Linked DNA regions of Homo sapiens: region 1 is linked to region 2. The links are chromatin loops, found by intact Hi-C in ENCODE. Cell type or tissue: A673. All regions are shown on one strand.

What was found. Peaks named below come from ENCODE experiments on the same cell type or tissue, not always from the same donor. Only the 100,000 strongest peaks of a DNase experiment are listed, where the experiment ranks them.
Region 1: a loop joins it to region 2, with 9 times the contacts of the local background. A loop is called at or near these places in 53 of 110 quality-filtered maps.

The regions. Positions count from the first base shown.
Region 1 is chr10:106,171,169-106,179,168 of GRCh38, reverse strand. The region is part of intron 1 of LINC02624 (long intergenic non-protein coding RNA 2624); the gene reads right to left. Among named protein-coding and RNA genes, the nearest start is that of LINC02624, 35 kb to the right of the region's middle. In A673, a CTCF peak has its summit at 3,187 (motif pointing right); a DNase peak (open chromatin) is centred at 3,208.
Region 2 is chr10:105,947,050-105,955,049 of GRCh38, reverse strand. No RefSeq gene overlaps it. Among named protein-coding and RNA genes, the nearest start is that of LINC02627, 130 kb to the right of the region's middle. In A673, a CTCF peak has its summit at 4,526 (motif pointing left); DNase peaks (open chromatin) are centred at 2,709 and 4,509; H3K27ac peaks cover 1,806 bases.

The DNA.
Region 1 (8,000 bases), 220 kb before region 2:
CCCAGGAAGTGACTTTAGTCCACTTACCACTTAGACTTTCAGATAAGATTCGAAGTCTATACCTGACCACATTATTTCAATTTGAATGGTGGAATCTTGCCACTTCCATACTGAATTCATACTTAGGAATTCCATTATATTCCCCAATTCATTTTTCCACCTTGTTTTATGATGTATGTACCTAGTAAGCTGTCCCCCTCTAGACTGTGGGTTCTGTAGAGGACATAGAGTGTCAGATTCTGCAATACATTCTTTGTGTCAGCAGGTCACCAAAGAGCAAACAGTGCTAAAAATTGGTATGAGCAAGGTCTTCTTAATGCCAACTGCTTTGGGGTCTGCAAAGATTACTATATTCCACATCTTTTTTTGTCAAGGAGAGAACAAGGTGAGATAGATATGGTGATTATGTGGTGACAAGAACACAAATAACTATTATATAGTCATAGGACAGAAGACGTGTCAGGTTCTCATAGTATAAGCAAAGACTTGAGAGATTCAACGGAGATTGAAATCATATGGTTTAGTGGGTTTCCGAGGATGACTGATGAAGGATTTTTCCCTCATGTTGGGACTTGAAGGAGATAGAATTTGGTAGGCCGATAATAGGGTACTTGAAGAAAAATGCAAAGCATGCATAATTGGAAAGTGTGGATAATTTCCAAAGATGGGTATATCTCTGGGAGCCAAGAGAATTTACTTCTTACTGTGTCATAAGGAATAACATAGAGAATGCAAGGTACTTAAGTCAAGGTCCTATTGCCAGGGTTAGTTTGTTACAGGGAGGTTATTTTCAATTTGTAGGAACTGGAAAATTACAAGTGGTTTTCATGTAAAGTTATGATATTACTCAACCGTGTGGAAGCCTGATTTATTTAGAAAGAATCTAGGGACGGGGATACTAATTAGGGGGTTATTATATTATTTTGTTAAAGATAGAAGGAGAAACTAGATTTGCAGCATCGGGAATAGAAAGGAGAGAAATACTGAAATGCACAAAATCCATGTATCTAAATCATAGCCATTTTGCAAGGTACATAATGTTCTTTACAACCTATACTTAATTTGTAACTCGTGCAATAATGGATTACAAGTCTCACCTACCCACATGCATTTCTTCCTCCATGAGTACATCATTCTTCAAGCAATTCCACATCATTCTCTAGTCTGTTGTTTTGTGCATGCCATCTTTGTCCAGAATCCCCTCTCAGTAGCTCAAATGCTGCTTCTCAGTATCTATTGACTCCTCCAGGAAGTTCCATTTAATTTTTCTGACAATATTTAGTCTAATATTTGATAATGCATGGTAATCTAAATGAATGCATATCTGTCTTTCCCACTAGAGCCTGAGTTCTCACTCCCAACCTCAGGATATCTGCAAATTCAAAAAGCATTTCTTTTAAGCCCTCTAAGTCATTGCCCCAAATATTAAACAGGACAAGGCCAAGGCCCTGTCATCCTCCATTAATTTTATTTTAAAATATTTATGGAGGCCTGCACTCTGATGAATGCTGTGCAGGATTTAGAAAAAGTAAAATACATAGTTCCTGTTCCCAAATTGCTCACAATATAGCACAAAAACAAGACTAACACTTGTAAAACAATTAGAGGACAAATATCACATTATATAATTAAGGGTTTAATTGTGTGGTGAAGATTTACAGGAGACTTAAGTGGAGGGAGATTGGAGAGCATGAAAAAGTCAAGAATGGCTTCATGGAAGAGATGGAAAGAAACAAAAGAGAAATAGCAATAGGACTGGAAGGTGTTTCCTAACTAAACCACCTGCTCTGACTTTCTCCCTTGTGACATATACCTCTGAGACTTGTCTGGGACAGATGGAGACATGGATGTGCAATGGCTCAGAGTCAGGGGATGAGGCAGGAAAGGACGTGAACATAGACATTTTGAAAATAAAGAACTAAACCAGCAGTTTTATAGGACAAATCAGCTTTATATATGAACAGTTCATTTCATCTGAAGTTAGAAATAGAGTTCAGCTGACATATTCACTATCTCTTTCATCAAGATTCAAAAAAAGTTGGTAAACCAGGAAGAAACTGATTCCTTTATAATAATTACTAAAAGGCCCTTGTATCCAAATCTTTCCTCTGAACAATTCAAAGCAGTCAAGGAATTGAACTCTAGCTATTCAAATGAGACAAATTTTAAACAACTATAGACATAAACATTAATGCTGATATTTATTTGAAATTATTTGTCTTTGATCTATTTTTGGCTTATCATTCTAGAACCAATGACAACACATGATTTGCAGATTATAAAAACCTGGCTTGGCCGGGCGCGATGGCTCACGCCTGTAATTCCAGCACTTTGGGAGGCCGAGACGGGCGGATCACGAGGTCAGGAGATCGAGACCATCCTGGCTAACACGGTGAAACCCCGTCTCTACTAAAAATACAAAAAAAAAATAGCCAGGTGCCTGTAGTCCCAGCTACTCGGGAGGCTGAGGCAGGAGAATGGCGTGAACCCGGGAGGCGGAGCTTGCAGTGAGCCGAGATGGCGCCACTGCACTCCAGCCTGGGTGACAGAGCGAGACTCCGTTTCAAAAAGCAAACAAACAAACAAACAAAAAAAGCCTGGCTCAAACCAGGTATCCTGAGAAATGAGATGTATTCCATTTCCGCATTAAAGCTGCATAATGTTAACACGGTGCATGGAATAAGAGGTTGCCATCAATGAAAACCCGCTGCAGTACTGTATTTTGTCCATAACCTTGTTTTTCTTCGATATCAAGAAATTAATTTTTATGCCGAGTTTTTTAGTCCATGCATCTGAGAATTAATAATTGTGTAGAATTGAGGATGAGCCAAAAAATCAAAATGTGAAGGTAGATTTAATATTTCTATCTTCAAATGGTTTGCTGTTTTTTTGTATTGATATTTTATGAACACCAGCAGCAAAAGTATGCATATACACGTATACACACACGTATATGACAGTGTATATACATATATTTTTGAAACACACTATTCTTGTATAATAATATTGAAACAGAATATTTCTCTGAAATCTTTAGATTAATTTGCATCACTTTTATATAATTTTCTCTCTGTATGATTGAAGAAATATTTGGGTTGTCAGGCTTAGTTACATATAAAGAGAACAATCAGAAATAGTGAAAATTTACACGTGATATGTTTTTCTCCATCTGACTTTACTGCCTTTTACCCACAAGGTGGCACTCTCTCGATATGTCTAAATTCAAGCCTTTTTAATAAAGATACATCAAAATAGAAATCTTCCTCAACCAACCTTCATTGTTAACAACCTTCCCAAAAAACAAAGTGAATTCACAAATGCAGTTTGGAAAACTAGTATGGTTAAATGTATCGCATAGATCCCTTACAAGATGTCACTGTTTATATTGTAAATCTGTAAAGTCCTTAATTCTGGATCAGTCAATTTAGGTCTGATTTTGTTCTCAGTATGAACAGCAAAGCGGATTGTCCCTACTAAATCTGATTAGTCTTGAGGCACCTCTATTCAGTATTTCTTCTTAGGAAGTACACAGGCGCAGCCCAGAGGATGGGGTTTATGGAGAGAACTGGTGTGCTGTGATTGCAGTGACCACATGTCCCCAGTTTTTTTGGACAAAAATAATTTTAAATGGGCTTTTCTAATAACCACATCTGGATATTCATATTTCTAGAGAACGTCTTCCTTTTTTTTTTTTTTTTTTTTTTTTTTTGAGACGGAGTCTTGCTGTGTCTCCCAGGCTGGAATGCAGTGGCGCGATCTCGGCTCACTGCAAACTCCACCTCCTGGGTTCAAGCAATTCTCTGCCTCAGCCTCCAGAGTAGCTGGGACTACAGGCGCCCACCACCATGCCTGGCTGATTTTTGCATTTTTAATAGAGACAGAGTTTCACCATGTTGGTGAGGATGGTCTTGATCTCCAGACCTGTGATCCACCCACCACGGCCTCCCAAAATGCTGGGATTACGGGCATGAACCACTGTGCCTGGCCCCAAATTTTTAAATTCAAAAATAGTTAATATTAAAGACAGTCTTGATCTCCTTCTCAACCAAGTGTACATGGAGTCTGTTAGCAACATGACAACAGATGTTCAGTCCTTTTTTAAGTTCAATATTGGCCCTGGGAGATGTCCTATTCATTGGCCGGTGGATGCACAAAGATAAGGCTCTGGCAGCTAGATCCTAGGATCAAGTCCTCCCTATCAGCTTTCACTGCCTTTCTTAGAAGCTGTTTCAGGAAAGAGATATGGCCTTTGCTTGAGACACTTCCTTTGAAATTGAACTCTTAAAAATCAGAGAGAGCATCCCCCAAAAATAGTTCCATAGATCTACATTCTAGTTTTTTAGTCAGAATTTTATAAAGCCTCTTTTCTTACCATTGAATAATTATAAAATAAAGAGTTTTTCAGTAGTGAAAATGATATGTTTTCTATATCATGCAATTGCTAGGTGCACACTGGGTAGTGCCTACAAATAAGAATATTAGAGATCTCGCCCCTCACTGACCCCCTTATGTATATAAAAGAAAAGCAAGTCATACTATAACTGGTTGTCACTAAGACAGGTTAGAGTAAGGTAACAGATTTGTTACAATCCACATCTCTGCCTTTTACCTAGGTAGAGATAAATCAGCAACAAATTCTACATTCTACTAATGATTCTACTAGAGATGCAGTCTGCTTATGTTTCAAAGCATTTTCTTGGTACATGGAGCAGCTGATTAAAATGTCCATGAGGGAAAGCTCATGTATAAAATGAACTCAATTTGAATGAAAGGAGGTGGAGCCTGTAGAAATTTCAAATACAGAAGAATGTGAAGTGGGTAATGATTACAAGGAACCGGCAAAATAGAATAAAATAAAAATTTGATTAACTAAAAAATGGACTAGACAGAGAGAGGCACTGTGTAAAATTTTTATACAAACAATGTCCTCCCTTGTATTATTGTGGAAATGACAACTGGGAGGAGTTACGGGCTTGCAAAATTGAGTAGATGCGATAAAATGGGAGTTTTGCTTTGGGAAACATCTTTGATGCATATGGTATTGTGAAAAGCATTACAGCCCTGGCATAAATAATCTAGGTATAAGTATACCTGATAGACACTTGCAGGCAGTAATGTAAGTGGAAAGTAAACAGAAGGATTTGATTTGATTTAAAATGAGGAGGGAATCTGATAAAACAGAGACTATGATAGAGGAGTCAAATGGAAGAACAGGAGTTATAAAGCAGACACAAATCAGCATAAAGAGATGAATATGAATATAGAGATGAGCGAAATATCAGCCCAGCCCTAAATATGTTACACACTGGGCTCCTGCTGTACACAAAGAATATATGCTACCTGACCTCAGAGGCTACAAAGGGGAACAGCATAACACAGAATCTTTTACCAATAATATTATAATCTTATTGAGGAGAAAAGAGATAAATACATTAAAAAGTTAGGTTTAATACAAGCATTAACAATACAACAAAATTTTTACAACATAATTCATGAAGAGTTACAGAGAGACAAATCACATAACTGTAAATGGAGTTTATCATCAACATTAAAAGGAAAAAATAGATAATCAATATCACATCAATTTCTTGGACACACTTTTATACAACTGTTTGAACTCTGATAATAAGAACTAACACAAGCTAAGGTAAAATGATATAGGCATATCGAGACTTTGCTTTAGTATTTATGGTTTTCCAAAATGTAAGCTTCAGCCTTTGAGCTCAGCAATTTAAAACTGTAACGGCTATGTTTGATAACTCAGAAAAATATGCTTTCTAAGTCCTTTATTTTTACATGTTTATTCTATTAAAGCAAAGGAAAAAAGATGCTAAAATAGAAAAACGGTCTCTATACTTAAGTTAATTTAGCTTGCGTACCAATATTTTTAAAAGTAATTTTTGGATCCCAGGGAGAATCACTCACTCACATTAGATTTTCTTTTTAAATCTTGCCAGTGGTCATTAATTATGTACAATCATTTGTGACATTTAAAACTGTTAATTTCCTTTGTGATTTAGGCTGTGGGGATTTTATTTTTCAAGGAAACAGTTTCTCAAAACCCATACTGTAAATGATTTTAAAAATACCTCAATGAATAGTAACTATTTCTTCTTCTTATTATTATTAATCTATTTGAGTACCTAGGCCAGGAACTATGTATACATCAACCCTAGTTGACAAATTTGTAGTTAAGTCATTCAAAAGACAGGAACACTCAGAAAGGTAAAGTGATATTCCCCAACTAGAAAATGGTTGAGGGAAGGTTTATTTCCAAATCTGCCTAATTCCCAAATCATTGTTCTTTCCACCAGCTAATGCTGCCTCCTTAGAGAGAACCATATTGAGATGCTGCCATATTATAGATGCCTCTGTGTGTGTGTGTGTGTGTGTGTGTGTGTATATGTGTGTGTGTGTATGTGTGCGTGCGCTCAGAGGCTTTCACACAAATTTTTATATCCTAAATAAGTCTCTAACCAGCTTTATAATTTGGCAAAAACTGAAGTGCAAATTAGAATTAGATTATTTGTTTTATCTTTTCTGTTCTCGGCCTGCACTACCTTCATCCTATTCAAGAAAAGAGACTTTGTTGGGTGGCATGAAATTGGTTGCCAACGACTCTTAGGTGTCTTTTTGTTTTTATTTGCTTCCAGGGACTGATATTTCAATGGCTGCATAGTACCTGACCTAAAGGGGATACTCAATAAATGTCCTTGAAAGACTGAATTGTATTAATCTGTGTTTATATCTGATTGTTCCACACATAGCCCTTGTTTTCCCTCGTCTTGAAAATACCCAAATACACATTGCAATTTTATGTATTAAATAAAATGTATTCTCAGATGCACTTACATATGGACAATGTTTTAAAACTCACTTATATTTGCATTTGAAAAGCTTGTATCAGACCATTATATAATCTAACAATTATTAGGGCTCTTAGAGATACTATGGTTGAACCCTTTCATCTTACTGAAAGATAAAATTGAATCTTTGAGAAAGTAGGACATCTTTGTTTTAAAATTAAATAAGATTATAAATTCACCTAGGAAATTTAGAGATGTGTTTCTTTCAATAATGGTAGTGTTTCCTTATGTTGGTGACCGCTCCTTCCCTTGCTGGCTTACCTTTTGTGGCTGGGTAGGAGGCAGTGTTGCATGGAGTGTTGGGGTCAGAATGACCTGAGTTTGGGATATAACTCTGACATGCTTGACATGTGGCTTTGAGCAAATTACACAATTTTCTCTACCCAGAATTTCATTTTTTTAAATAAATTAAGCATTATAATAACTATCTCCAGAGATTGTTTTAAAGATTAAATGAGATACTGTATGGTAAGAACTTAGCATAATCCTCTTATAGTAAATGTTCAATAAATCTCAGGTTTTAGCACTGTTGTGACATAACCACTGCTTATAGTCTTTGAGTTTGAAGATGTCTATTTAACCTCTCTAAAATACATTGAAATGAAAAATGTTAATCATTCCTGCTCTGCCTACTGTGGCACTCCTACTGTGATTCCTTACCCTAACACCTCCTTTACTGGCTTTTCTCCTGCTCTGAATTTCTTTCTCCACTCTCATCATCTTGTTAAATTTTACCTTAAATTAACTATGTGCTCCCAAACCTTTGACTCAGGCTCTGTCTGTAGGAGAGTTCAGCAAAGACAGCCCTTTATATGAATTCACTTTCAGAGCTAAGTAAATTAAAACCAAATTTAAATGGATTGTTATGATAAAGAAATTTGTTTGATTCACACAATTCAAAGTCCCAGAGAAAATATTTATTCCTGCCCTTTTACTAAAGTGCCAATATTACAAAGATTTGATTTCTCTCCAACACCTTGCTTAGACTTCTAATATACCGGCTTTATCCTATGGTTGCTATTCCTCATGGTCCCAAGATGTGTTCCAGAAGGTTCCACAGTAAGATGCATTGCCATTTATGGGTGATGTGAACGACGTGATGTCTTCATTCCAGGGTGCTTAGAAAATTTCCTG
Region 2 (8,000 bases):
ATTACCTTTATCAGCTTTTTTTGAACATCCACTAATATTTTACTATAGAATACTTTTTTATTTTTATTTTTAATAAAATGTTTATTCTGAAATTGTGATATCTCAATTATATTAACTGACCAGTAGTTTCTTTTTTAATGAGACCCTGCTTTGAATGTTAAACTTTTTGGGATAATGGAAAAGGAGCTAGGACAATTCTTGCTTTCAAGTAAAATTGTGACTGAGCAGAAAATCAGCCAGCTATCTTGGTGCAGAGAGGTACTCCAAGTCCCGTGGAGTTGTGATGACTTCCATGTAATATTTTCATGAGGATTTCATTCTGACACATTTTTGTATCCTCAAGCTCCATTTATCTAGGCCTTTTCTGAGCACGTAAGGAAAACAAAACAAAATCCTTCAAGATTCAGGCTCTATATTATTATTATTTTATTTTTGACCATTAGATCCCCTCACCCTTTTTCTTTCAACCATGACTCGAATTTCTATATGTTAATATTTTAGAGCACAGAATATTTGCTTTTTTGTTCTCTTTTTGTCCACTGTTCCCCTGTTCCAGCCCATCTGACTTCCCAAGGAGAGATGACTGCCTACATATGGGCTATAATACAGGACTCCTTATTCTTGATTTCTTCAACCAATTCAATCATAGGCTCTTAAAATTCTGGGACTGCAGGTTCCTGACACAGTTTACCACTAAAGCAATAAACAGTTCAGTTATTAAATACCAGAAGGGAAAGGTAGTAATGGGCAAGGTAGTCCATCAAATAATGAAGACCTCTGGTTAATACATAATTAAGAGGAGTATTCATTCATTGTAGATTCATTCTCATCTCCCTTCCTACCTGCTTCTACCACCTGCTCACAAATAAGCCTCCTTCCTCCTGTTCTTTCCTTTGCCCTAAATTCTATTCTAAAACGGTGCTCAAATTAACTAGAGCTCAAATGTTAATAAACCTATAAGTCAGGAATACATTTAGCTTACTTCTCCCCGCTTACAGGCATAACACAATTACCAACTTACTAGAGCTAATGGGCAATTCTTCCCATGAGGAAGAGATGTAATAAAAATTTCTAGCTAGAAGAGTTTTTTTTTTTTTTTTGGCAGGATGGAAATGAGCAAGTGTCTTATTACAGTCATATGTACAGAGCCTTATTCTCCCGAACACACTGACTATCCTCCTGGATACCTAGTATGGTGTTGAGGTCTAAGTGACAATAAGGGGCTTACCTGAAATTCAAAGCCAGATCTGTTTGACCCCAAATGCCATGGTCTCTTTGAGACTATCAATCAGCTCACTAGCTTCTAAACTTATTTAAAGGAGGGTCCATAGGTGCTTTTGCTCATGGTTTTGTCTTCAGCACCAAACTCAGTGCCTGACACCTAGGAGATCTAATCAATGAATAAATGCTTCTGAACACAAGTCATCTCGTGGGGGGGACACAGTGACATTCCATTGACATACACCATAATCATTAACAACTATCTTCCCTCTAGGGATGTATTTGGCTCTTTTCATCAGGGACCACAAAGATTTTTAATATTACATGACAATAAATGTATATGGTTTTCTGAACATACAATATGCAGAGTAGCAATGTTTTTTCATGAAAAATAGTAGAGCAAAATGAGTGAGTTACGCAGACTGTAAAAGAAATACAATTAAATCAATTAGTTTCTGTGTAATTCATTCTGGCTCACTTCTCACAGAGTCCTCACAGGTGAGTTCAAAAGACAAACCATTCTCACTCTGACCCGTCCGAGGGTGATCTTGAGAAGTGGGTCGTGCAGTGTACATGATGCACTTCACCACAAGAGCACTACACACCCAAAGAAATAAACATTTCAAACACCAGCAAGGAAATTATTTCAAAGCCTTCACAGTATTAAAGTAGGAAATCTCACCAGTCAGGAAGAAAATTAAATAAACATCAAATGACTAATTCCTTACCTTGTGGCATGAATATTGTTTTTGTTTGTTTGTTTTGTTTTGTTTTCCTCGGATTTCAGGCTGGGAACTAGGTGGCCTTCCCCACATGAAGGTAAAAGAAAGCAGAAGAAAGCTGATGATTAAGCCATAATGGGGAAAAAGAAACTGTGTTCCCTAGCTGGCTGTAGAGAAATTTTCAAAATGTTTTCAACATCTGAATGAAGATTCTGTCAACATACACGCGGTGACCTCGGATATGGTTGTCAGGAGTGTTTGGGGCCAAATAGGGGCAGGCAACGCTTCTCTCACCAAAGCTTAGAAATAACTCAAAGTCTGTACTGAACTGGTGCTTCACTTCTCATGGGTTCCGTTTTTGTTTTTACTTAAACATTTATTATGTAAAACTACATCTTCTGTCCCAAAGGACTAAGACCTGTTTGAAAACTAAATCCATGTTTTAATCGTTTTTGTGATGAAAATTGCTTGAGTAAAATTAAAATAAATTTCCTCTCAGAAGGGGTGTAATCCCAAGCCAACATGCTGATGAATTGGAATAACAGAAGTATCGAATTGAAGCTTTGCAAGTGTTTAAAGAAAGATTTTAGACAAACTAAATTTAGCAGAGTTTATTTGAGCAAAGAAGATTCATGAATTCAGCAGCACTCAGAACCAAGAGAGGTTCAGAGAGCTTCACCCAGCAATGTGAGCAGGCAGTATTTACTGACTGAAAAAGGAAGTGATAACGTAGAAACAGCTTGATTGGTTGCAGCTTAGCATTTGCCTTGTTCAGACATGCCTGAGCAGTTTGCAGCCCGTGACTGCCTGAAAGTTCGGCTGCTGAGATTGACTGAGGCTCTGTTATTTTCTACAAGAATGTACTCTCAAGTTAGTTTGCAATTTGTTTACATGTTACCCTAGGTTACCATTTGCTAGGTATGGAGGCAGCTTTTGGTCAAACAATTTAATTCAGCAGAAGGAACCGTGAATACTCTAACTCATTGTTTAAAGTTGGAATCCTCTTTACAGACACTGCCAGTTTACATGTAGCCTTCCATTTCTTTAGTCCCTTCTGTGGCCAGAATGCAAATGACCCCTCTATTGATATCATTTTTTAAAGGCTTGTAGTAAAATACATAACTTTTACCATGGTAATCATTTTAAAGTATAAAATTCACTGCCATTAAATATATTCACAGTGTTGTACAACCATCATCACTATATAGTTGCAGAACTTTTTCATCACCTCATTGATTTTATTTATTTATTTATTTATTTATTTATTTATTTATTTATTTATTTGAGATAGGGTCTTGCTCTGTCTCCCAGGCTGGAGTGCAGTGGCGCGATCTCGGCTCACTGCAAGCTCAGCCCCTCCAGGTTCACGCCATTCTCCTGCCTCAGCCTCCCGAGTAGCTGTGACTACAGGCGCCCGCTACCACACCCAGCTAATTTCTTGTATTTTTTTTAGTAGAGACGGGGTTCCACCGTGTTAGCCGGGGGGACTCGATCTCCTGACATTGTGATCTGCCCACCTTGGCCTCCCAAAGTGTTGGGATTACAGGTGTGAGCCACCGCGCCCGGCCCACCTCATTGATTTTTAAAACCAAACTCTTTATGACTTTCTCTTTCTCTGGATGTTAATTGACAATCTGCAAGTATCAGAGACTATCAGTGAAACAGAGTAGTATCAGACATTCATCCGGCCAGCATTTACTGAATACCTAGTATGGATAGCTCATCTAGGAATATCAAATGGGGTTGGAAGTCAGGACCCTAAATTCCAGTTTCAGGTTATTCAGCCACTATGTGTACCTACCTTCTCCCTACTCCATGTCGACAATGGAGGACTTGTAAATAAACTGACCTCTCAGGCCCACGGTGAGAATCAAATAAGATTATGTGTGTCAATCAACTTTGAGAAGCATAAGGTGCTATGCAAATGCAAGAGGAAAAGAGTGAAAGCTGTTTTGAAAAATTAAAAATCTCATTTGTGGTCCTCCAGAGAGAGCCATAACCAGGAGGTGATTAACAGACATGCATAACATTGGCTTGCTAATGAATTATCACTAATGAGAAGTCAGATAATTACATGGCTTGTTAGCATCATTTTGGAGCTTGCTTCAAACTGGTATGTAAAAGATATATCAAAACCTCTCTAATGTCTATACTCTTATTATTTTTCTTAATCTTCTATCCATCCAAACATGACTCACATTGTCAGCCACATAGGACCTTATGTCTCTGTTAAGTATCTATCTCTGTGAATGAATGATGGACCGTGTGAATGTATGAATAAGTTATCTGTATGCTATCAACGGATGAATTTGCTAGGGAAGCAATGAGTGGTTCATGGTGAATTGCATTTTTCTATAATTTGTATGGAGAGGAGTCATTGGCCCATAAAATTAGGAGAAGAGAAGAAACACCATTTTCTTTTTCATTCCACAGTTAGAAATGAAAAATACTTGTTCTACATGAAGCTAGTCTGTGTAATGCTGACTTGTCCCAAAGATCAGCACTTTATCTCCAATCTGCCAATTTGAGGCAGAAAGAAAGGTTACTTTTATAAAGAACTCCTTGCTCCCTCTGCTGGCCACACAGAGCACACCACATAGAGTAGAAGCTTCTATCATTCTCAAGGGTATGAACATGAAGATCACGCAGGGCCTTTGGGATGCAAAATCTATTTGGTTGACATAAAGTGAAGAGTCTCTTACCAGCTGCAACAAAATAATGACAGAAAACAATAATTAACATGAAAATAATAATGACTAATATGTGTTAAAACTGACTCTGCTCCAAGGACAATTTGTAGCATTTTACATGCATTTTCCTTTTGAGGAGTTTCTCTGTGGCTGGTAACAGATTACTATAATTTGGGTAGAGGTAGGAACAGAAAATGACTGTTGGTCAGACACATTAAAAAATGTTCTGTTTGGCATCAATTTTAGACCATCTCTTCTAAAGAGAGATTTTATTTCAATCTTAAAGATTCAGAATCAAGTAGGGGTCTCTCAGGTTAAAAGTCATGGTATAGACATAAATGATGAACTTATTTAGTTGGAGTTTTTCTCTGTTTTATACACTTAAGACAGACGTTATAGACCAGACATCTAGTTTTAAGAGCCCAAGCAGATGTTAAAATTGGTGCATCAATCAAAATGTATCTAAGTTCTCAAAGCACACATTGGAAAAGTTCCTAGATGGGCCTCAGTAAAAGGAAACATTCTTCTGTTAGTGTTTTGTGTTCCATCAACTTTTTTTGTTCCTGCTTCAAAATGCCAAATGCTTTGGCGGGAGCTAGTGGAATCATGTTAATATAATTTTAATGTGGATATGTTTTATTTTATAAATATTGTGAGAAAATAATATGTAGTTAAGATTGCATGAAGTATGAAAAGATGTCAGACTTAGAAATCAAGCAGATGTGGTTTTAAATGTTCTGGAACATAGGGATAATCATAATAGATAGTGCTGTTGAAAGGGCTGGAGATAACAGTGCCTAACTGGGTTCATGGCATATAGTGGGTGTGTTAGGGCTCAATAGAAAAAGATAGATAGATAGATGATGATGAAGATAGATGGATGGATGGATGGATAGATAGATGGAAAGAAGGATAGATAGATTAGATAGGCAGAAGTAGATTTGCATAATGATTTGTGCTTAAGCATTTGTGAAAGCTGGTTAACCAACTTCTGTAAGGCTATTGCCTCAGAGACTGATGCTAGAGCTCAAAGTCCACAAGGCAGGCAGGCAGGAAGGAAGGGAAGACAGACGTAAAGTAGAGAAGAACAAGGACAAGCTAGAACCGACCAGCAAGACCTGGAACTCAGGAACTCAGTAGGACAAACTATAAACTGCCAGGTCTTATGGCTGTTGCCTTAGTGGTATGGGTGTCCTGCAGAAACTGGGTTTTTTTGCAAGAGAGCTAAACACACATCTAGCCCACGAGTCCAATAAGCTAATGGAGAATCCAGTGGAAGGTGAAACCATTGTAGTCTTAGTGTCTGTATCATGCCACTTAGGTAAGCAAACAAGTAAACAGCAATACATATGAGCTATCAAAGACCTGCTGCTTTGTTCTTTCCAAATCTCACAAAAGAATCTCTTTTTTGGCCCACCCAAGCCAGAAACATACAGAAAAGGGAACCTGGAAAAGTAGTTCAGCCTTGCCAAGTTGACAGATTACAAAGCCACCACTGTAGGAATCCAGTAACTGATAACTCTTGGCATCTGTGCATTATTCATGAGGAATGCCTTCCTTTAAAAAGTTTAATTATAGGTAACATTATTTAGTTGTGTGGCTTTATTATGTGTCTAGTAATGAGGAAGATGAGAAATATTCAGGACAAACAGTGAAATACGCAGTAGCCCATGAAGTGGCAAATACAGATGGCCAGTAGATTTAATCTTGAATTCTAATACCAATTCATTAAGACTGCTGGACAGTAGTTCTAGGCTGAAAAGGATTCTAAACTATATTTATTTAACAAACTTACACTGAGTGCCTACTATATGTGAAATGCTATTCTAAATGCTGAGGATATAGCAGTGAACAAAAAGTCAAAACTTCCTGCTTTCATTCGAGTAAGGGAAGATAGTTAATAAGTAAATAAATAAGCCCCACATGTAATATAATAAATATGTTTGAGCCTTGAAGAAGCAATGCTGTGATCCATGGGCAATGTCTGAGGTTGGAAGTGGTTTCTCATGAGCATGCAGATTTCATTCTCGTTTAGAAGATCAATGACATGACAATGATGCTTCTTGGGAATTTTCAGAAAGCCCTGAGAATTTTGTCCACTGAAATCAAATCCATCTTTCAAATTTCAATTGAAAGATGATTTTCAACTTTCAGAGGTCTCTGCTCTAAGAAATAAATATGGTATTATGTTGTGTATTGGTCAGAATGGTTGAAGGAGAGAGTCTATAGAACAGCTGTAGAAGACGTGACTGAAAAGGAAAACCAAGGTCACGTTGAAGAAGACTTGACTGTAAGGCCTGTTAACGTAATATCAGACTTAAGTTGTGCAGTATGAATTTTTCCAGAAGCTCATGAAGCCAGCAGTGCTAAGGCCCATGTTGGAGTCCAATCTTCCTTTTCTATATGTAGTTGATTGTGAAGACAAAAATCAATAGGCAGTTTAGGTAGTTCTTGTTAAAACTAAATTGAAATGATTGACTTTCTTCTGGAACATGCAGATTCCAGAAATCTCTGGGCCTCATTATGGACAGATAAATATTTACTCTTAAAGTTTTATAGCATAGAAAAAAGCAGATGCAATCCAAACATCGTGGGGAAAAATGCAAGAAAACTAGGTCTTTATGCAACAATTTAAGGTAATAATGTGTCCAATAAAGAGGGGTTAATGTGCCCTGACTACTGTGAGAACAAATTTATGGTCAAAATAAAAGCTCAGACTCTGGTAAACTTGGGGAAAGGGGAGAGTTATGATCTGTAGTGAATGACTCCAGTGTTCTTAAAAGAAAACCCAATGGGTTCCTCTCTACCCCTAGAAGGCTCTATTCCTACAAGTAAAAGTTGTTTTTTTTTTTTCTTGAATCAGTAAGTACATCAGACTGGTGGAGAGGGTTTATATGAGGCAAAAATAGATGTGTCTGAACAAGTTCAAGTCACTCTAGGATCTGTGAATGTTGTCTGGGCAGTGTCATATATGATGCAAAGAGCACCTACTAATAAAATACAAATGCCATTATTAGAAAGAGAAAAAAAAAAATAAAAGGAGGCTCAGCCTCAATGATTTGCATTAACTGAGGTGGGATAAATTGGTAGAAGTTAGGATGGCCCAGCGGGGAAGAAAGTCAAATGCTTCAAGTGATATAAAAATGTAAAGTTCCAAAGTCCCTTAAGATTGAAATCCAATTTCTGAAACTTGAAGGTCAATACAAATGTTTTATCAGACAATTTCTAAATGTTAGGTAATGTATTCTTTAGCTATTACATCATAATTCAAATGATGATTCTAGGTGATACTCTCTGCTCGATCTTTCCCTTCCTAGTCATAGACCTGGTACAAGGCCTCGGGGCATTCCATTTTCAGACCATGCTT